Linked DNA regions of Homo sapiens: region 1 is linked to region 2. A link is an interaction called in ENCODE POLR2A ChIA-PET data of the cell type or tissue named here. Cell type or tissue: OCI-LY7. All regions are shown on one strand. Each heading gives the region's core, and the rest is flanking DNA. Links, peaks and the distances in the headings are about the cores only.

The links. ChIA-PET counts read pairs that join two places held together with the same protein. Peaks named below come from ENCODE experiments on the same cell type or tissue, not always from the same donor. Only the 100,000 strongest peaks of a DNase experiment are listed, where the experiment ranks them.
Region 1: POLR2A ChIA-PET joins it to region 2 with 27 read pairs; 6 of 35 experiments call an interaction of 5 or more read pairs at or near these places.

What each region holds. Positions count from the first base shown.
Region 1 is chr12:110,663,354-110,675,045 of GRCh38, reverse strand. All of the region lies in intron 3 of HVCN1 (hydrogen voltage gated channel 1), which reads left to right. It overlaps LOC124903017 (a long non-coding RNA gene), which reads right to left. Exons shown (of 2, transcript XR_007063460.1): 2 at 2,123-4,925. Among named protein-coding and RNA genes, the nearest start is that of HVCN1, 20 kb to the left of the region's middle. RefSeq lists enhancers at 2,611-2,760, 4,735-4,874, 5,925-6,024. In OCI-LY7, for the core only: no CTCF peak of the experiment used is centred there; DNase peaks (open chromatin) are centred at 2,685, 4,745, 5,795, 6,405 and 1 weaker place; H3K4me3 peaks cover 2,196 bases; H3K27ac peaks cover 2,755 bases.
Region 2 is chr12:110,722,922-110,732,409 of GRCh38, reverse strand. It overlaps PPP1CC (protein phosphatase 1 catalytic subunit gamma), which reads left to right. Exons shown (of 7, transcript NM_002710.4): 2 at 509-640; 3 at 1,651-1,881; 4 at 7,646-7,750. Among named protein-coding and RNA genes, the nearest start is that of PPP1CC, 15 kb to the left of the region's middle. In OCI-LY7, for the core only: no CTCF peak of the experiment used is centred there; a DNase peak (open chromatin) is centred at 4,466.

The DNA.
Region 1 (11,692 bases), core at 2,140-10,139, 59 kb after region 2:
ACTTTTAAGTCCTCTTTTATATCAGAAAAGTTTTCTTGAATTATATCTTTGTTCTAGTCTATTAATCTCATTTTCTTATTCAGGGATTCCAGTTATGAATATATTGGTTCCTTCTCTTCCCACCTCCACTAAATACTTCATTCACCACTTAACTCCCTGCAGGCTGGATCTCAGTCCAAAAATGGCAATTTCTTAGGGATAAACCTTGTATTTGTTTTCATGCTGCTGATAAAGACATACCTGAGACAGGGAAGAAAAAGAGGTTTAATTGGACTTATAGTTCCATATGGCTGGCGAGGCCTCAGAATCATGGCAGGAGACGAAAAGCACTTACATGGTGGCAGCAAGAGGTGATGAGAGAGAAGCAAAAGCAGAAACCCCGATAAACCCATCAGATCTTGTGAGACTTATTTGCTATCATGAGAATAGCATGAGAAAGATTGGCCCCCATGATTCAATTACCTCCCCCTGGGTCCCTCCCACAACACATGGGAATTCTGGAAGATATAATTCAAGTTAAGATTTGGGTGGAGACACAGCCAAACTACATCATTCTGCCCCTGACCCCTCCAAATCTCATATCCTCACATTTTAAAACCAATCATGCCTTCCCAACAGTCCCCCAAAGTCTTACTTCATCATTAGCCCAAAAGTCCACAGTCCAAAGTCTCATCTGAGACAAACCAAGTCCCTTTTGCCTATGAGCCTGTAAAAATCAAAACAAGCTAGTTACTTCCCTACATGCAGGGGGGTTACAGGTATTGGGTAAATACAGCTGTTCCTAATGGGAGAAATTAACCAAAACAAAATAGTTACAGGGTCCCTGCAAGTCTGAAATCCAGTGGGGCAGTCAAATTCTAAGGCTTCAAAATGATCTCCTTTGACTCCATGTCTCACATCCAGGTCAGGCTGATGCAAGAGGTAGGTTCCCATAGTCTTGGGCAGCCCCGCCCCTGTGGCTTTGCAGGGTATAACCCACCTCCTGGCTGCTTTCATGAGCTGACATTAAGTGTCTGTGGCTTTTCCAGGTATATGGTGCAAGCTATTGGTGGATCTACCATTCTGGGGTCTGGAGGACTGTGGCCCTCTTCTCACAGCTCTACTAGGTGATACCCCAGAAGGGACTCAGTGTGGGTGCTCCCACCCCACATTTCCCTTCTGCACTGCCCTAGCAGAGGTTCTCCATGAGGGCCCCACCCCTGAAGCAAACTTTTGGCTGGGCATTCAGGCATTTCCAAACATCTGAAATCTAGGCAGAGGTTCCCAAACCTCAATTCTTGACTTCTGTGCACCTGCAGGCTCAACACCACGTGGAAGCTGCCAAAGCTTGGGGCTTCCACCCTCTGAAGCCACAGCCTGAGCTGTATGTTGGCCCCTTTCAGCCACAGCTGGAGCAGCTGGACACAGGGCACCAAGTCCCTAGGCCCATGAAACCACTTTTTCCTCCTGGGCCTCTGGGTCTGTGATGGGAGGGGCTGCTGTGAAGGTCTCTGACATGGCCTGGAGACATTTTCCCAAGGTCTTGGGGATTAACATTAGGCTCCTTGCTATTTATGGAAATTTCTGTAGCTGGCTTGAATTTCTCCCCAGAAAATGGGTTTTTCTTTTCTATCACATCATCAGGCTGCAAATTTTCCAAACTTTTATGCCTTACTTCCCTTATACAACTGAATGCCTTTAACAGCAGGCATTGAATGCTTTGCTGCTTAGAAATTTCTTCTGCCAGATACCCTAAATCATCTTTCTCAAGTTCAAAGCTCCACAAATCTCTATGGCAGGGGCAAAATGCTGCCAGCTCTTTGCTAAAACATGCCAAAAGTCACCTTTACTCCAGTTGCCAAAAAGTTCCTCATCTCCATCTGAGACCACCTCAGCCTGGACCTTATTGTCCAGATCACTATCAGCATTCTGGGCAAAGTCATTCAACAAGTTCTAGGAAGTTCCACGCTTTCCCACACTTCCCTGTCTTCTTCTGAGCCCTCCAAACTATTCCAGACTCTGCCTGATACCCAGTTCCAAAGTTGGTTCCACATTTTCAGGTATCTTTTCAGCAATGTCCCACTCTACTGGTACCAATTTACTGTATTAGTTTTCACACTGCTGATAAAGACGCACCTGAGACTGGGAAGAAAAAGAGGTTTAATTGGACTTACAATTCCACATGGCTGGGGAGGCCTCAGAATTATGGCAGGAGGCGAAAGGCACTTCTTATGTGGCGGCAGCAAGAGAAAATTAGAAGCAAAAGCAGAAACCCCTGATAAACCCATCAGATCTTGTGAGACTTGTTCACTATCATGAGAATCACATGGGAAAGATTGGCCCCCATGTTTCAGTTACCTCCCCCGGGTGCCTCCAGCAACACATGAGAATTCTGGGAGGTAATTCAAGTTGAGATTTGGGTGGGGACACAGCCAAACCAAATCATATCTAATAGGTTTGGTATCAGCCAAACCTATTAGAAAAAAAAATGCAAAGTTTCACTCACCAACCCAGTCCCTCTCTCCTCCTGGGAGTTGGGGTTGATTTTGTCAGTTTTCCCATAATCGTAGATTGAGGACCCCTTTCCCTGTGGGTGTGTGAGGTCTACAGGCCTGCCACACAGTGGTGTGGTGCTCTGTGGTGTGGGTCTTCCATGGTGTCCTGGGCAACAGACTTTGAGGTGGTTTCCGGTTTAGGGCTCTTGAAGCAGGACTGGAGCAAGCACCTGTGTGCACGTGGGAGTCTCTTGTAAAGTCAAGCAATAAGGACATTTTAAATGTTGATAGAAACCAAGGTAGCCATGGTGGCACACACCTGTAGTCCTAGCTACTTGGGAGGCTGAGGCGGGAGGATTGCTTGAGCCCAGGAGTTTGCGGCTGCACTCCAGCCTGAACAACAAAATGAGATCCCATCTCAATAAAAAGGAAATAAAATTTTGATATAAATTGGTTTAGGGCCAATCCCCTCCTTTGTCCCCAAGCCTGGCACATCAGAGAGACTCAAATATTTTTTCAAAAGATGAAAGGAACTGCCCTGTTACCCTCCTAGGAAGAATACACCCATTTACATGCCCAACAGCTGGCATACAGGAGTGCCCACTTCCCTCTGCCTCTGTCACCCTGCCAAAATGTGCGGCACGGTGTGACTTCAGGCAAGTGGTCTCGCCTCCCCAGGCCTCAGTTTGCCCTTGTGCAAAATGGAGAGACTTCACCTACCCTTCCTGCCTACTTCTTAGGAGCATTAAAAGTATCAAGCGACAGCAGGTGATGTGACCGGTGGGCTCTGAGCAAAAGGAGCCGCTGTCGCTGTTGTTGGCTGCAGAATCGGGCTTTCTCCAAGTGGTTTTGGGCCCTGAAGAAGTCGGCTTTCTCCTTGGAGTCCAGGACAAATGTGTGGCCCGGAAAGATAAAGGGAAAGACAGTACCTGGCCTACAGACCATCCTGGCTAACTCAGGCACACACCCTCTGTCCTGGTTGCCTGTGGCTGCTGTGACAAACTACTACAAACTGGGGGGCTTCAACAACAGGAACTCATTCTCACCAGTTCCAGAAACCAGAAGCCCAAAATCAAGGTGTTGGCAGGACTGGCTCCTGGACGCTTTGGGATGGGGAGATGTGTCCCAGGCCTCTTCCATCCCAGCCTCTGGTGTTGTCTGCAGTCTTTGGCTTGTGGACGTATCATTCTGACCTCTGTGACCTTCACGTGACCTTACCCTCTGTGTGTCCTTTTCTCTTTTTTTGTTTTTGAGACCGAGTCTCATTCAGTCTCCCAGGCTGGAGTGCAATGGCATGATCTCGGCTCACTGCAGCCTCTCGAGTTCAAGCGATTCTCCTGCTTCAGCCTCCGGAGTAGCTAGGATTACAGGCACCCACCACCACGCCCGGCTAATTTTTGTATTTTTAGTAGAGACAGGTTTTCAATGTGTTGGGCAGGCTGGTCTTGAACTCCTGACCTCAGGCGATCTGTCCACCCTGGCCTCTCAAAGTGCTGGGATTACAGGCATGAGCCACTGCACCTGGTCAATTTTTATATTTTTAGTAGAGACGGGGTTTTGCCATGTTGGCCATGCTAGTCTTGAACTCTTGACCTCAAGTGATCCACCCACCTCAGCCTCCCAAAGTGCTGGGATTACAGGCGTGAGCTACCGCGCCTGGCCCCTTTTCTCTTTTTGTAAGGACACCAATCACCAGATTTAGGGCCCACCCTAAATCCAGTATGATTTCATCTTATCATCTTTAGTTACATCTGCAAAGACCTACATTCCAAATAAGGTCACATTCTAAGGGTCCAGGGGGACAGGAATTGTTAGGGGGGTGTGCACAATTCCACCTACTCCACCCTCTGAGCAGGTGGCTCTCCGGTCACTGGCTGCCTGGCTTTCTGTCAGCTGTGTTTTCTAGAACATAGTCTCCAAGTCATGGAGCCCAGGGGCAGATCCTGCTTTTCCAGTTCCCCACAGTGTGTGACCTTGGACAAGGCCCCCCCTCACCAGGACCCTAAAGGATGGCCTCAACCTCAGGGTTGTTAGGAATTGAAATGAAATAGTGCATGGAAGGAAGTTAGCAGCATGCTGAGATGATATGAGGTGTGATAAAATAAGCAACCATAGTAATACACGTTGCTGCCATTGTGTCTTAGAGTTTTGGGGTGAGGGTGGTTAATATGCAAATCAAGTCCCCCAAAATAGCTCTGGGAGGGAACAGGGAAATGCAAACTGAAGGGACATCAGGCCATGGGAGTTGGGAGTTGGCTGACTTTCTTAAAAAGTACCTTTTTCTCCGATTGTCAGATAACAATGAACTAGGGACTTTCCCCCTCCCACAGATGGCGGCTTCTGAGCCTGTAAAAATAGGCATCCACAAAATGCTTTTCTCTCCTTCGCTTCTAGGTCTGTCTTTTTCACTTTCCCCTTCTCTCCCAGATGGTAGTTTTTCTGGTCTAATACCTGTAAAAGAGGTCAGCAATATGTTTACCTTGAAGGAGTAGTGCCTAAGATTTTGTTAATCCATTCATTTATTAACCATTTCTTTTTTCTTTTTTTTGAGATGGAGTCTCGCTCTGTCACCCAGGCTGGAGTGCAGGGGCGCAATCTTGGCTCACTGCAGCCTCAGCCTCCCAGGTAGCTGGGATTACAGGCATGTGCCACCATGCCTGGCTAATTTTTGTATTTTTAGTAGAGATGGGGTTTCACCCTGTTGGTCAGGCTGGTCTCGAGCTCCTGACATCAGGTGATCTGCCCGTCTCGGCCTCCCAAAGTGCTAGGATTACAGGCTTGAGCCACCGCGCCCGGCCTCTTAACCACTTCTTGAGCCTCTCCCTGTGACTGAGGAAGAGTCTCTGCCCTCCCAGCGTTCACAGCCCAATGTGGTGGGGACAGTGTCTCAGTGGTTGTTAAGACAGTGTGACGTACACCCCAACTGGGGTGAGGGAGAATTAAAGAAGGCCTCCCAGGGAAGGTAAAATCTAGGTGTAAGACCTGGAAGATAGATGGGATGGGGACAGGCCATGCGGAGTCCTGGAAGCAAGAGAGCGTGGTCCGCTCTAGAACTGCAAGTTCCATGTGGCTGGAGGCTGGCAGAGGCAGGGTGCTAGGAAGGAATAAGGCTGGCAGGGAGACCAGGGCCTGGGGAAGCCAAGAGAGCTGGGACTCGATCCTGAAGGCAGTTGTGGGCATGGAGGTCGCTGCACAGCAGGGACACAGTCAGGTTGGCATTGGAGAAGGAGGACCCTGGCTGCAGGCAGGTGGAGGGAGGGTCAGGGCAGGTTCTGGTGAGGGAGAGGGGACGATGGAGTGCCAGCCAGGTTCAGGAAGTGAAACCGATGGGGTGTGAGGGAGAAGGAGGAGCCAAGGACGATTTTCTGTTCTTGGCCTGGGCAGCCAGGTAAGTGACAGCGTGCCCTAGGGGATGTGGAAGGAGGAGTGGACTGGGAGAGAAAGGTAAGAAATCAGGTCAGTTGGGTCACAGCAAACCAATGACCCAGCAGGATCTTGAACATCAGACTGGAGTCTTTGATTTGAACGTGAACGGCACCGAGAACACAGCTGTGCTAAGGCCCCCAAAGAGAGAGTCACCGGCCCAAGGACAGGGTCAAGGCTGAGGTCTCCAGGACTCCTGGTATGGGGCAGGGACATGGTACAGGAAGCTGAGGAGGGTGGCCAGAGATAGCAGGAGAAGCAGGGGGCGAGATTGCCAAGCACAGCAGATTCAACAGCGTCAAAGAGTGTGGGACCGTCAGGCAGGTTGGAGCCACGGTCACAGGTTTTGATATGGAAAGGTGACCGCAGAGGAGCATCAGGGTACAGTGGGGACAGCAAGGATTCTTGCATGGGAGATGGAGCTGTGGGGGTGTCCCGCATCAGCAACTCCACCTGTAGACTTTTGGGGTTATAAGTGACAGAAACACAGCTCAGTGTCACTTAAGCCACAAAGCGGCTGTATCAGCTCATGTAACTTAACAGCCTGAGGGATGCAGAGGCAGGCAGTGGGCAGAGAAATGAAATATCCAAGGATGGTGATGAAGCTGGAGGAGAAGAGTTTTGGGGTTTTTTGTTTTGTTTTCTTGAGACAGTCTCACTCTGTCACCCAGGCTGGAGTGCAGTGGCATGATCTTGGCTCACTGCAACCTCTGCCTCCTAGGTTCAAGCAATTTTCATGCCTCAGCCTCCCAAGTAGCTGGGATTACAAGTGCCCACCACCACGCCTGGCTATTTTTTTGTTTGTTTTTAATAGAGATGGGGTTTCGCCATGTTGGTCAGGCTGGTCTCAAACTCTTGACCTGAAGTGATCTGCCCATCTTGGCCTCCCAAAGTGCTGGGATTGCAGATGTGAGTCACCATGCCCAGGTGAGTTTTTGTTGTTAAGGGATGATCATAGCTGGCACTTCCAGAGCTGGGGGCTGCTCTGAGCCAGGCACCGAGGCAGGTGCTCTGTACGCCACACTACTAAAATTACAAAAATTAGCCGGGCGTGGTGGCAGGATCAGTCTGTCCATGAATGCTAGGAGTCTGGAGTGCATGGTGAAGCTGCTGAGGCCCACCACATTCTCTTGATCAACCCTATCTTTGCCCTTTTCTGGAGCTTTTCTGCTTCTGGCATGACAGACTTTTGACTGAAAACCAGAAATGTTTTCTGCTCTGCTGAGTGCCCTAGATATTTTCATCCCAAATTACTAAAAGTTGCTTCTTCACCAGTTGCAAGGTTTCAGAAAGAAAAATTTCCTCTTCTGTAAAATATAAATGCGGTTTTTGCAAAGTACCTTGAGGTTCCCACACTACTGAGAAATAGGACAGGCTGCTCTTGTCTGCCAGGTAAGGTGTTTCCAAAGGAAAGTATGGGGTCAGGCATGGGCTCATGCCTGTAATCCCAGAACTTTGGGAGGCCGAGGCGGGTGGATCACTTGAGCCCAGGAGTTTGAGACCAGCCTGGGCAACATAGCAAAACCCTGCCTCTACAAAAAAATACAAAAAATTAGCTGAGCGTGATGGTATGTGCCTATAGTTCCAGCTACTCAGGAGGCTTTTGTGGGAGGATCGCTTGATCCCGGGAGGTCAAGGCTGCAGTGAACCGTGATCGCACACTACAGTCCAGCCTGGGTGACAGAGCGAGACCCTATCTCAAAAAAGGGAATTATGGCCAGGCACGGTGGCTCACGCGTGTAATCCCAGCACTTTGGGAGGCAGAGGCGGGCGGATCACCTGAGGTCAGGAGTTCGAGACCAGCTTGGCCAACATGGTGAAACCCTGTCTCTACTAAAATTACAAAACTTAGCCAGGTGTGTTGGCAGCGCCTGTAATCCAAGCTACTCGGGAGGCTGAGGCAGGAGAATCACTTGAACCCAGGAGGTGGAGGTTGCAGTGAGCCGAGATCATGCCACTGCACTCCAGCATGGGGAGCAAGAACAAGACTTTGTCTCAAAAAGAAAGGAATTATGGCCAGTGGCTGCCTGGAGAGCTTCAGTATACCCTGGCGCTGGCCCTGGCCAGCCCTGGGAGTCCAGAGATGTTTGGTCCGGCCGAGATGAGCCCAGCATGGGAGATGAGGTACCAGTGCCCTCAGCCAACAGGTGCATGATGGGCTTCTGCTCAAGGTCAGGTGTCATACAAGACTCAGGGGACACAGACCCTGCCTTCATGTGAGGTAAATGCTAGGAGGGATAAAAATATGTGGCTGCACATAACAGTTTCTAGTTAGAAACTAGGATGAGGGCTCTCGAAGGAAAAGTGGGAGGAGAGGTTATAAATGGGAGGGGAACTGATTTAGGTTTTAGGGGTGAGGGAGGGCCTCTTTGAGGAACTGACATTTTAGCTGACATTTCAAGCATAAGCAAGAGTAAGCGAAGCTCGGATTGGGGAGAAGAGTATTCCAGGTTGAGGGAACAGCCTGTGTGATGGCTCAGTGTGGAGCATCAGAGGGACAGAAGGGTGGCTGGAGTGTGGCGAGGAGGCTGTGGGGAAGGAGAGATGCCAGTTCCTGGAGGGCCATGCACTACAAGTACACATGTTAAACTAGTAGATATGGTCCCTGGGGCTCTGTTTATTTTTCCTTTCAGCTTTTTTTTCTCCCTGTGTTTCCAGTTGATGTTTTTTATTGCCCTGTCTTTAAGTTCATTGATCTTTTCTTTTCTTTTCTTTTCTTTTCTTTTTAGGCGGAGTCTCACTCTGTCGCCCAGGCTGGAGTGCAGTGGCACGATCTCGGCTCACTGCAACCTCCATCTCCTGGGTTCACGCCATTCTCCTGCCTCAGCCTCCTGAGTAGCTGGGACTACAGGCGCTGGCCACTATGCCTGGCTAATTTTTTTGTATTTTTTTTTAGTAGAGATGGGGTTTCACCATGTTAGCCAGGATGGTCTCAATCTCCTGACCTTGTGATCCGCCCGCCTCAGCCTCCCAAAGTGCTGGGATTACAGGCATGAGCCACTGTGCCCAGCCTCATTGATCTTTTCTTTGGTAATATGTTATCAGCTGTTAAGCCCATCCAGTGATTTTTCATTTCGTATATATACTTTTCAGTTCTAAAATATCCATCTGGATCTTTTTTTTTTTTTCCTTCTTTTTTTGTGAGATGGAGATTCACTCTTGTTGCCCAGGCTGGAGTGCAATGGTGCAATCTCGGCTTACCGCAACCTCCACCTCCCGGGTTCAAGTGATTCTCCTGCCTCAGCCTCCTGAGTAGCTGGGATTACAGGCATGTGCCACGATGCACAGTTAATTTTGTATTTTTAGTAGAGATGGGGTTTCTCCACATTGGTCAGGCTGGTCTTGAACTCCTGACCTCAGGTGATCTGCCCACCTCGACCTCCCAAAGTGATGGGATTACATGAGTGAGCCACCATGCCTAGCCAGCTGGATCTTTTTTGTAGATTCCATTTCTGTATTAAGATTTTTATTTGCTCCCTCATTAAGTTTATGTTTTCCTTGAAATCCTTGAATATATTTGTAATATCTGTTTTCAAGTCTTTCTTGGCCAGTTCTATTATCTCTGTACATTTTTAGTCTTTTTTTTTTTTTTGAGATGGAGTTTCACTCTTGTTGTCCAGGCTGGAGTGCAATGGCATGATCTCGGCTCACCACAACCTCTGCTTCCCAGGTTCGAGCAATTCTCTTGCCTCAGCCTCCCAAGTAGCTGGGATTACAGAATGTGCCACCACACCCAGCTAATTTTGTATTTTTAGTAGAGACGAGGTTTCTCCATGTTGGTCAGGCTGGTCTCAAACTCCTGACCTTAGGTGATCTGCCCACCTCGGCCTCCCAAAGTGCTGGGATTACAGGCATGAGCCACTGCACCCAACCATTTTGAATCTTCTATTAGCTGATTTTTTTATTAGTTGTGGGCCACATTTTTCAGCTTTATGTGTCTAGTAATTTTAATTGTATGCTAGACAGTATGCATCTATGATGTTGAGTTTATGTTGTTGTCTTCCTAATAAAGTATTGAGTTTTGTTCCAACAGGCAGTAAATTTACTTGGGGATCAGTTTGTTCATTTCAAGGCTTATTTTTAAGCTTTGTTGGGATGAGTGTAATGTGGCCCTTCCTATAAAGCTAGATTAGGTCTACTCATAAGGCATGATTTTTCTGGGATTTCTGTTGAATGCTTAGGGTGTTCAATGAGGTCTCTCTACTCTGGCTGTTGGGAACTCACATATCTCCCAACCCAGTCCTATGTAATTTCTGGTAGTTGTTCAGCTCACAGCACCCCAAGGAGTTTTTTTCCTGAAAGTTATATTTTTCCCTGCCTCATGAAATCTTGTTCCACACACACGATGTTTAGGACTCAGCCAAAGTCCATATTTTGGGGTCTCCTCCTCTGCATACCTTTCCTATTTCTGGTACATTGCCAAGCAGATTCACAAGGGGAGGGAGACTCAATAGCTTTGAACTATAGTCTTTGCCTTCACAGTCCAGAAAGTACCTCCAGGCACAAAGCCAGGGTGATTGTAGGGTTTGCCTCATTCATTTTTCTTCTCTAAGGGATCACAGTAAATTTCACATATTTTATCCAGTTTTATAATTGGTTATGGCAGGAGGGATAATCTGTTACTAGTTACTCTAGAGTGTAATAAGGCCAGAAGCAGAAATCTCATTCTTGTGTATGTTTACACTCATGCTTTTACACATTCCAAAACAATATATAATATTTTCCATATATTTAACATTTTTACTTAAGTGGTGTGACATTGTTCTTATTCTTCCATATCTTTCTTTTACAGTCAACATTTTTTAGGAGCTATCCACATTGCTAGATTCATTGTTGCTTAACAAACATTTCAGTATTTTTGAGTGTCTGTTAAGTGCAAGGCATTTTTCTAGGTGCTGGGTATACAGTTGTACTTAATACTTAAATGTAAGCCAGGCACAGTGGCATGTACCTGTAATCCCAGCTACTCGGGAAGCTGAGGCTGGAAGGTTGTTTTAGCCTAGGAGTTTAAGACCAGCCTGGGTAACATAGCAAGACCCCATCTCTAAAAAAATAATTGTTTTAATTAGCCAGACACGTTATAGTGTGCCACAGTCCAAACTACCCGGGAGGTTGAGGCAGGAGAATTGCTTGAGCACAGGAATTCAAGACTGTAGTGAGCTATGATCGCACCCCTGCATCTAGCCTGGGTGACAAGTGAGATCCTCTTTTTAAAAAAAAGAAAAGAAAATTAAATGTAAGGTCTTCCTCTAAGATATCCACTGGCCAAAAGAAACTAACAGGAAACAACCACTGAGATAGGAGGAAAACCAGGAGACTGTGGCATCCCAGAAGCCAATGAAGGAAGCATTTGAAGAAAGAAGTGATTGTTCTACTGTATTCAGTGCTGCCGAGTGGGTACACATGGGCATCACCAGTGACATACTGAGACGCAGTTAATTCATTTTAACTGCTGTATAGTGTCCCATTACATGAACAGAGAATATTCATTCCTCTATCTCCCACATGTAGATAAATTTTTTTTCTTTTTTATTCTTTTTTTTTTTTTTTTTTTTTTTTTTGAGACAGCGTCTCACTCTGTTGCCCAGGCTGGAGAACATGGCTTACTGCAGCCTCGACCTCCCAAGCTCAAGCACTCCTCCTGCCCCAGCCTCCCAAGTAGCTGGGACTACAGGTGTGCTACCATGCCTGGCTAATTTTTTTTATTTTTCTGCAGACAGGGTCTTGCCTTATTGCGCAGGCTGGTCTCAGCTCCTGGGCTCAAGCAATCCTCCCACCTCAGCCTCCCAAAGTGT
Region 2 (9,488 bases), core at 455-8,454:
TCTTTTTTTTTTTTGAGACGGAGTCTCGCTGTGTTGCCAGGCTGGAGTGCAGTGGCGCGATCTTGGCTCACTGCAACCTCCGCCTCCCGGGTGCAGGCGATTCTCCTGAGTAGCTGGGATTACAGGTGCACGCCATGTTGGCGAGGATGGTCTGGATCTCTTGACCTCATCATGATCTGCCCGCCTCACCCTCCCAAAGTGCTGGGATTACAAGCGTGAGCCATTGCATCTGGCCTGCAGTCCTGTTTCTAACAGCATTCGCACAGACAGGATGGCTCCTTTTTTGGAATACTATAAAAGAAGTCTTACTTGGTATCGAAGATGCAATTAAGTCTTGTCTAAGATTTTAAGATTCTAATTAGACATTAAAACCATGTTTATTATAAGTGTCCTGAAAATGAAGCCACTCAGAAAGCTAGTTAAACCATGTTTTTGCCCCTTTATCTAAATCTCGTATTGTATTTTGTATTTTGGCTTCATTGGACTAATTGCGATTTTTCTCTTGCAGTGAGAGGGTCCAAGCCTGGTAAGAATGTCCAGCTTCAGGAGAATGAAATCAGAGGACTGTGCTTAAAGTCTCGTGAAATCTTTCTCAGTCAGCCTATCCTACTAGAACTTGAAGCACCACTCAAAATATGTGGTAAGTTTGGGGCACACAGGTTATCTTTTGTTACATGATTGATTAACTGAGTCAAGGATATGTTGATGACCTTGTATTAGCTAGCAGAATGATTATCCTGTTTGCGAATAGCTTGGAACTACTTAAAAGTAAGTTAAATAGTAGCTTTAGAATAAATACCTCTAATGGACTTAGTTTACTTAGATGTACTTCAGATTTTTAAAAAAAATATTTTGCTGAAGGAATAAACATTGCAAAAGAAAAAAATGAAACTAAGAATGGAGAGCTGAGGAAAGGTCTGAACTACATGGATGTATAGGAATATGTTTAAGTTTAAAGCAACACTGGTTATAGCTAAAAATAGAACTTCCTTGATACTGATTTTGTGGTTCTGTTTTCTGCATAATAGAAGCAAATAATCTGTGTTTTAACTCAATGTAAAACCAAACTTTATTCGTTTGAGTAATATATTCTTATAGCATATTTGCATTGATAAAACTTTGTGTTCATGTTTTTAAAAGTAAAATGTTCTTTGGCATTATCTAGCAGGGAGAAATTGAAAGCTAAATGCATTGATGGGTGGGGGGTGGGGGTGGTGTGTATGTGTGTATGTGCTTTTGTTCAGATGGGGCCAAGACTCACTAGAAGTGCAGCAGTTCTGCTGACACAGTACCCAGAGACTGAGCTGTCAGAGATCTGATATTGATCAGTCAGCCTGAAAGGGATACCATGTTACTTGGCAAGAATGCATGCTTGGACATAATAACCCTTTCCACAGAATAAATTCTTAATAGTTGAATTTTATGTGAGGTTCTGGACATACACATATACTTAAAATTTTTGTTAAGCTCAGTTGAACTAAATATGATATAAGATTGGAAATTACTTAGTGTTGGCTGCCCAGTTAAACTCTCATTACTAGAGGTCAATGCCATTGTACAATGAATATTTAAAGAATGTCTTTCCAAAGCTTTGTTAGTGGATTGAGCTTTAAGTATGGGAACACTGTGTAACAAAATTCTTGCTTCCAGGTGACATCCATGGACAATACTATGATTTGCTGCGACTTTTTGAGTACGGTGGTTTCCCACCAGAAAGCAACTACCTGTTTCTTGGGGACTATGTGGACAGGGGAAAGCAGTCATTGGAGACGATCTGCCTCTTACTGGCCTACAAAATAAAATATCCTGAGAATTTTTTTCTTCTCAGAGGGAACCATGAATGTGCCAGCATCAACAGAATTTATGGATTTTATGATGAATGTAAGTACTTTTCTATATCTAAGGAAGAGTTATTGAAATTAAGATATTTATCATAAACAATTATCACATACTTCTGTTAGGAATTGTGAGAGTTTAGATGCAGTGGTATCATCTCTCATGTTTTCTATTTCATCAACTTGTTTTTAGCTTAGCTTTTTTAGGGGGGTGGGGGAACGGAGTCTCACTCTGTTGCCCAGGCTGGAGTGCAGTAGCACCATCTTACCTCATTGCAACCTCTGCCTCCCAGGCTCAAGCAATCCTCCTGCCTCAGCCTCCCAGGTAGCTAGGACTGCAGACATGCATCACCACGCTTGGCTAATTTGTGTATTTTTTTGAAGAGATGGGGTTTCACCTTGTTGCCCAAGCTGATCTGAAACTCCTGGCTCAAGGAATCTGCCCGCCTAGGCCACTCAAAGTACTGGGATTACTGGCGTGAGCCATGATGCCCAGCCAGTTTTTTCTCTCTTGGGTAGAAAAATAACACTGCCGCTGTAATAAAATAAGGTCTTGGATTCTTTTATGATGTGATGATCAGATTAGGAAGTAATGATCATGGTAATGGTTGCTTTAAGATTTAAATTGTTGTATTCACAGATAACTTAATTCTTAGTAGAAATCTGAGAACCATTCCAAATAGTTTTTTTAAGCAACTTTATTATGTAATTTCATTCCATAAAATTATTCTGTTAAAAGTGTACAATTCAGCGATTTGTAGTAAATTTATAGAGTTATGCGACCATCACCATAGTCCCCAGGCAACCACTAATCTACTTTTTGTCTTTTCTAGAGAATATTGCATGCAAATGGAATCTTGCAATACGTAAATAATTAGTTTTTGAAATTATTATAGTTTTTCTCCTTCTGGCATATCCACACCCAGGAAGAATGGCAATAACTTTCCTAAAACTAAAATGTGCTGAACAAAGATTATTTTTACAGTATTTTACACATTTTGTGACCCATTTTGGATTGTTTAATTAAAGGTATACTTCGATTTGACTATTGACAAAACACAGTTCTTAAAGCTTTGAAAATAGGCTGGGCACAGTGGCTCACGCCTGTAATCCCAGCACTTTGGGAGGCCACAGCGGGTGGATCACAAGGTCAAGAGATCAAGACCGTCCTGGCCAACATGAGGAAACCTCATCTCTACTAAAAATACAAAAATTAGCCAGGCGTGGTGGCAGATGCCTGTAGTCCCAGCTACTCAGGAGGCTCAGGCAGGAGAATCACTTGAACCCAGGAGTCGGAGGTTGCAGTGAGCCAAAATCACACCACAGTAGTCCAGCCTGGGTGGCAGAGTGAGACTCCGTCTCAAAAAAAAAAAAAAAAAAAAGCTTTGAAAATATCAGTTCAGTAAAGGGTTTCAAGTCAGAAAAGGTTTTGAATCTTTACCTTCACCTTCCTTTTGTGCTCATCATTGCTGCCAGGACGGGTTTCAGGTTTGGAGTGAAGAGGTGGTTAAGGAACTTCAGGTACTTGGCATTTGCTAATATGATTATAGGGATATCAGCAAAGGGTTGTCCCTGTGGCCCTCCCCTAGACCACATCGTAACCTAGAGTCTCCAGATGCAGTGTTTTTCCATCTCAATTCACATAGATATGTTGAGCTAGCACATTTGTTAGAAGTGCATCCTAGAAAGATTATATTCACAAACTGAGCCCTTCTACTACCACCCTTTCCCACAACTGGATGTTTGCTTGGTCTGTGACCTTGAGATCCAGCTGATAAGATGGGGTGGCAGGAATCATCAGGGACAAAAATTCTATGGGTTCTGGACTGACTGATAGCATTGAACTTGTACATGAAAGGTATTCAATATTAACAGTGATTCTGTGTCAGAGAAGTACCAGTAAGCCAGTTACTACTCCTTAGGTAGTGAAATGCAAGGCAGGTGTGATGGGTTTTTTTTGTTTGTTTTTGAGACAGAGCCTTAGGCTGGAGTGCAGAGGTGGGATCATAGCTTACTACCACCTGTAATTTCTGGGTTTAAGCAATCCTTTCACCTCAGCCTCCCTAAGTGCTGGGATTACAGTCATGAGCCACCACACCCAGCCAACACTGTGTTTTGGATACTTATTCCAAGTGTTACTCTTGAGTTTTTTGTTTTTTGTTTTTTTTTTTTTTTTTGAGACGGAGTCTCGCTCTGTCGCCCAGGCTGGAGTGCAGGGCGCGATCTCGCCTCACTGCAAGCTCCGCCTCCTGGGTTCACGCCATTCTCCTGCCTCAGCCTCCCGAGTAGCTGGGACTACAGGCGCCCGCCACTACGCCCGGCTAATTTTTTGTATTTTTAGTAGAGGCGGGGTTTCACTGTGTTAGCCAGGATGGTCTCGATCTCCTGACCTCATGATCCGCCCGCCTCTGCTTCCCAAAGTGCTGGGATTACAGGCGTGAGCCACCGTGCCTGGCCTGCTCTTGAGTTAAAGGATTCCTTTTACATAGCTGTTAGCCCAGCAAATACTTTTCATGTTTGCACTGATGAATTCAAATCCAGTTGACCTCATTTTTGTGACGTGTATCCTAATGTAATGATACTGGCTGCATCAGTTTCGGTTTCTACTTAATGCAGAGGCCTTTAAAAAATGACTTAGAAGATCAGTGTTGGTTGGTATCAGTTTCGACTCCTGTTTGGTCATCAACACAATTTGTAGATCTTATGCTCAAGCTTCCTCTCTCTCATCAGGCAGATATAATTTGCCATCCAGTCTACTTGTGGGCATGAAAGTGCCCTTGACATAGGTGGCTTTTGGTTGAAGGCTTGCAGACATTTAATATATATATAAAATACTTAACTAATTTTATTAAAATGAAAAGTTGTATTCAAATGTTGATTTTCATGGGACAATTTAAAAACCACTGCCTGTTTTCCAGGTACATAAGTACTTTATACTACCATTTCTTTTTTTTTTTTTTTTAACTTTGTAAATGTGATGGAAAGGCTGAGGTATATGTTGTTGGGTAAAACATGAGTGTTTGTTGATCTGTTTCTGCTGCCGTAGCTGTCTGATGTACAGTAATGCGAAACCGCATTACAGGTTATGGCTCAGAATCTTAGGATTTGGAAGCTAGGCGATTACCCTGGCTAAACCTTTCAGGAGCCAGATGTTCCTAGTGGTCTGAGGTAGCCTTAGGGAGGAAATGAAGAGAGAATAGAAAGAGGCAGGCCCACGCTTAAAGTGCTGAGAGGGAAAAGGAGGAAACAAACTGATTTTTGATGGAGAAGCCAGCAGGAATCAGCAGGAGAAGCTGGAGTATGTGGCATAACTAAAGAATCAAAGCCGGGGCGTGGTAGCTCACGCCTGTAATCCCAGCACTTTGGGAGGCCAAGGTGGGTGGATCACTTGAGGTCAGGAGTTCAACCTGATCACAAGAGGTCAGGAGGTCTGACCAACATGGGGAAAACCCATCTCTATTAAAAATACAAAAATTAGCTGTGGTGGTGCACACCTGTAGTCGCGGACACTCAGGAGATTGAGGCAGGAAAATCACTGGAACCTGGGAGACCATGGTTGCAGTGAGCCAAGATTGCGTCGCTTCATTCCCCCTAGGTGATGCAGTGAGACCCCACCTCAAAAAAAGTATCCAGAAGTGAAGCTGACCTTGGGGAAAGAGGAAGTCACTGTCACTGGGGAGCTAAGACAGCAGCTCTGTTTTTATAATACAGGTTAAGTATTCCTTACCGGGAATGCTTGGCACTAGAAGTGTTGCAGGTTTTTTGTTTTTGTTTTTAATTTTGGAATATTTGTGTTATAATTACTGGTTAAACATCCCTAATCCAAAAATCTGAAATCCAGAATGCTCCAGTGAGCATTTCCTTTGAGCATCATGTGAGTGCTCAAAAAGTTCCAAATTTTGGAGCATCTTGGATTAAGGATACTCATCCTGTGGTGGTAGTAGTAGTAGTATTGCTGTTGGAAATGGGAGTTGGTGGTTTTTGGAGATTGCCCTTCAGCCTTTCGTAAGAAGGAGTTTGCTTTTTTTTGAGACGGAGTTTCACTCTTGTTGCCCATGCTGGAGTGCAATGGTGCGATCTTGGCTTACTGCAACCTCTGCCTCCCAGGTTCAAGCAATTTTCCTTCCTCAGCCTGGCGGGAGAAGTTTGTTAAACTTTCCGAACCCCCTAGTGAAGGACCTCTAAAGAAATATGCAACAGGGTGAACCATAGTCAGTGTTAGACCCAGTCATTGAGAAACCAGAAATTATTAGGAGAAAAGATAACACTCCTCTGCAGAGAGAAGGCAAACATTTGTTGAATTTACATTTCATTTCAAGCCCTGTGGTAAACTCCCTAAGCTGCTTGATTTGCATTACAGGGTGGGAGGTGTGGTTCAGGTCAGTTGCTTGGGCTGGCTCTAACTCTCAAAGGAGAGGTATAGGTTTAAACCTTTAGATGTCCCTGTATTCCCCAGGAAAAGAGACTAAGGACAAACTCTTGGTTTGTTTTGTTTGTTTTGTTTTGTTTTTTGAGACGGAGTTTCGCTCTTGTTGCCCAAGCCGGAGTGCAATGGCACAATCAAGGCTCACCGCAACCTCCGCCTCCCAGGTTCAAGTGACTCTTCTGCCTTAGCCTCCCAAGTAGCTGGGATTACAGGCATGCGCCACCACGCCCAGCTAATTTTTATATTTTTAGTAGAGACGGGATTTCTTCATGTTGGTCAGGCTGGTCTCAAACTCCCAACCTCAGATGGTCTGCCCGCCTCGGCCTCCCAAAGTGCTGGGATTACAGGTGTGAGCCACCGCGCCTGGCCAAACTCCTGGTTTTTAAAGATTGTGCTTAGTATAGTAAGTACAGGAAACAAAGGCATCTGGACAATTGGACAATCCTCAACCAATCCAGAGAAATTTGTTCTTGCAAGGTATGTGACTAGGTTTTAAACTCAGAACATCAGTTTCCTGTAGAAACAGTGCATAGAGGCATATTTCTGTCAGAACTGCACTCTGACTCCAGAATGTGTGGATGCCTGTGCTGTTGAGGGAACATGACCATCCTGTGACATCAGGCCTGTGGGAGCATGTGGAGTCTGTGCAGTGTTGGAAACAAATGCCCTGTAGTGCCTGTGAGAGGCAGCCACTGCCGTGTGATCATTGTGCCTCCTGCTAGAGTACTGAGGGCTGGGGATCCTCTGGTGTCAGTAGGTTATTGAGGGGCATATATGGGGGATGGGTGCTAACTCTCAGGTTTCCTCAGAAGGAAGGTCATAACGCCACATGTGTAAGTTCGTAATTGAATTCAGAAGTAGGGGACTAGCTGCGGTGAGATTGGACAGAGCAGACAATTTCAAACAGAATTGATGCTCCCAGATAATTCCTGGGATTTGATGGCAGTCCTTAATCATTATCAAATCTGGAATTCTGGTTTCATGCTTCTGTGGAATTTAAAAAGATTTCATGTGAAAATGTAAGTCATTGCTTTTAGATCAGATATGTGTCTCTCCTAAACCCCTTCCCTCTAGGAGAGTCTTTCTTTAAAGAGATGGGGTCTCACTATGTTGCCCAAGATGGTCTTGAACTCCTGGGCTCAAGCCATCCTCCTACCTCAGCCTCCCGAAGTGCTGGGATTACAGGTCTGACCCACCACGCCCAGCTCTTATTTTAAAAGAGCCTTAAAATAAGATGGTTTTATTAAGATTCTTAATAAAAACATAGTTTCATTTGCTTAAAAGGCACCCAGAATCTTGCTTTGGGGGAAGTTAATCCTGAGAGAATGAGCCTACGGAACAGTAATACTCTCTTTTTAATGTAATACTCTCTTTTTAATCACAGGTAAAAGAAGATACAACATTAAACTATGGAAAACTTTCACAGACTGTTTTAACTGTTTACCGATAGCAGCCATCGTGGATGAGAAGATATTCTGCTGTCATGGAGGTAGGTGGGCTGATTTTTGTTCCAAATAGGTTTTGATCCCTTCCAAAGGGTGAACACTTTAACATTTGTGAGTTATCATTGGGATGACTTTCTCTGACAGAACACTCTCCTTTGTTGATGTGTTGCATTGCACTTTCACTCTGATACAGCCAGGATCATTTGGATAAAAATCTTAAGGAATTGATTTATTACAGGGAATTCTAGACTCTGTAAGCTAGGTTTGAAAATAGAGCAGAAAATTTTTATTTTTATTTTATTTTTTGTAAGGATGAGTTCTCACCACGTTGCCCAGTCTGGTCACAAATTCCTGGGCTCAAGCAGTCCTCCTGCCTCGGACTTCCAAAGTGCTGGGTTACAGGTGTAAGCCACTGTGCCCGGCTTAGAAAAGTTTTTGGTTTTTTTTGTTTTTGTTTTTGTTTTTTGAGACAGAGTCTCGCTCTCTCACCCAGGCTGGAGCGCAGTGGCACCATCTCGGCTCACTGCAAGCTCTGCCTCCCAGGTTCACGCCATTCTCCTGCCTCAGCCTCCTGAGTAGCTGGGACTGCAGCCACCCGCCACCACGCTTGGCTAATTTTTTGTATTTTTAGTAGAGACGGGGCTTCACCGTGTTAGCCAGGATGGTCTCAATCTCCTGACCTCGTGATCTGCCCGCCTCGGCCTCCCAAAGTGCTGGGATTACAGACTTGAGCCACCACGCCCGGCAGAAGAGTGTTTTTAACTATAAAATGAACAATGTGTAATTTGTTGTGCCAGAGATCCTCTAGAACACTCAAGATGTGAGTAGATTTTCCCTTGATTGTTTTTTATCCTCTCAGAACTTTCTCTGACTTGGATTTTAAAAGTTATTTTGGCCAGGCATAGTGGCTCGCATCTGTAATTCCAGCACTTTGGAGAGGCCAAGCCAGGAGGATTGCTTGATGCCATGAATATGAGAACAGCCTATAACATATCGAGACCCCTGTCATTAGAAAAAGTTGTAAAAGTTAGCCAGGTGTAATGGTGCACACCTGTAGCCGTAGCTATTTGGGAGGCTGAGGCGGGAGGATCGCTTGAACCCAGGGGTTTAAGGCTGCAGTGAGCTATGATCGCACCACTGCACTCCAGCCTAGGCAACAGAGCAAGACCCTATCTCTGAAAATATATACATATATATGTTATAAGCTGTTTTGCTTTGCTCAGTGGTTGTGCTTTCTATAATGTAATTAAAATAGTAATTGCAAAGAGAATTTCTTTTCCTGTATGGTCTGAAATTAATCAGCCATCAAAAAGCCTGCATAATGTCTTTTATCTCTGTGCTTCTGTACTTAGGTTTTGGTAGAGTTGGATACATGGTTTTTAACTCTTACAATATGCATCCCATATTGTAACTCGATACAATAAGCTCTTGTAGATTTTAGCCATCAAAAAGCCTGCATAATGTCTTTTATCTCTGTGCTTCTGTACTTAGGTTTTGGTAGAGTTGGATACATGGTTTTTAACTCTTACAATATGCATCCCATATTGTAACTCGATACAATAAGCTCTTGTAGATTTTAATGGTCTGTGAACAGTGCAGGTTTCCTAGAGAACTACCTCACACTGAGCATCCTTATCTTCTCAGCTCAGTCATTATAAGCCATCAATCATAACATCGCTCATTATTGTCATCAACTGGGGGAAGCCCATAGAAGAGTTTTTTAAATCACTGGATTTTATTTTACAGTGTTCTGTATAATATAATTGTTTCCATGTACTGTTT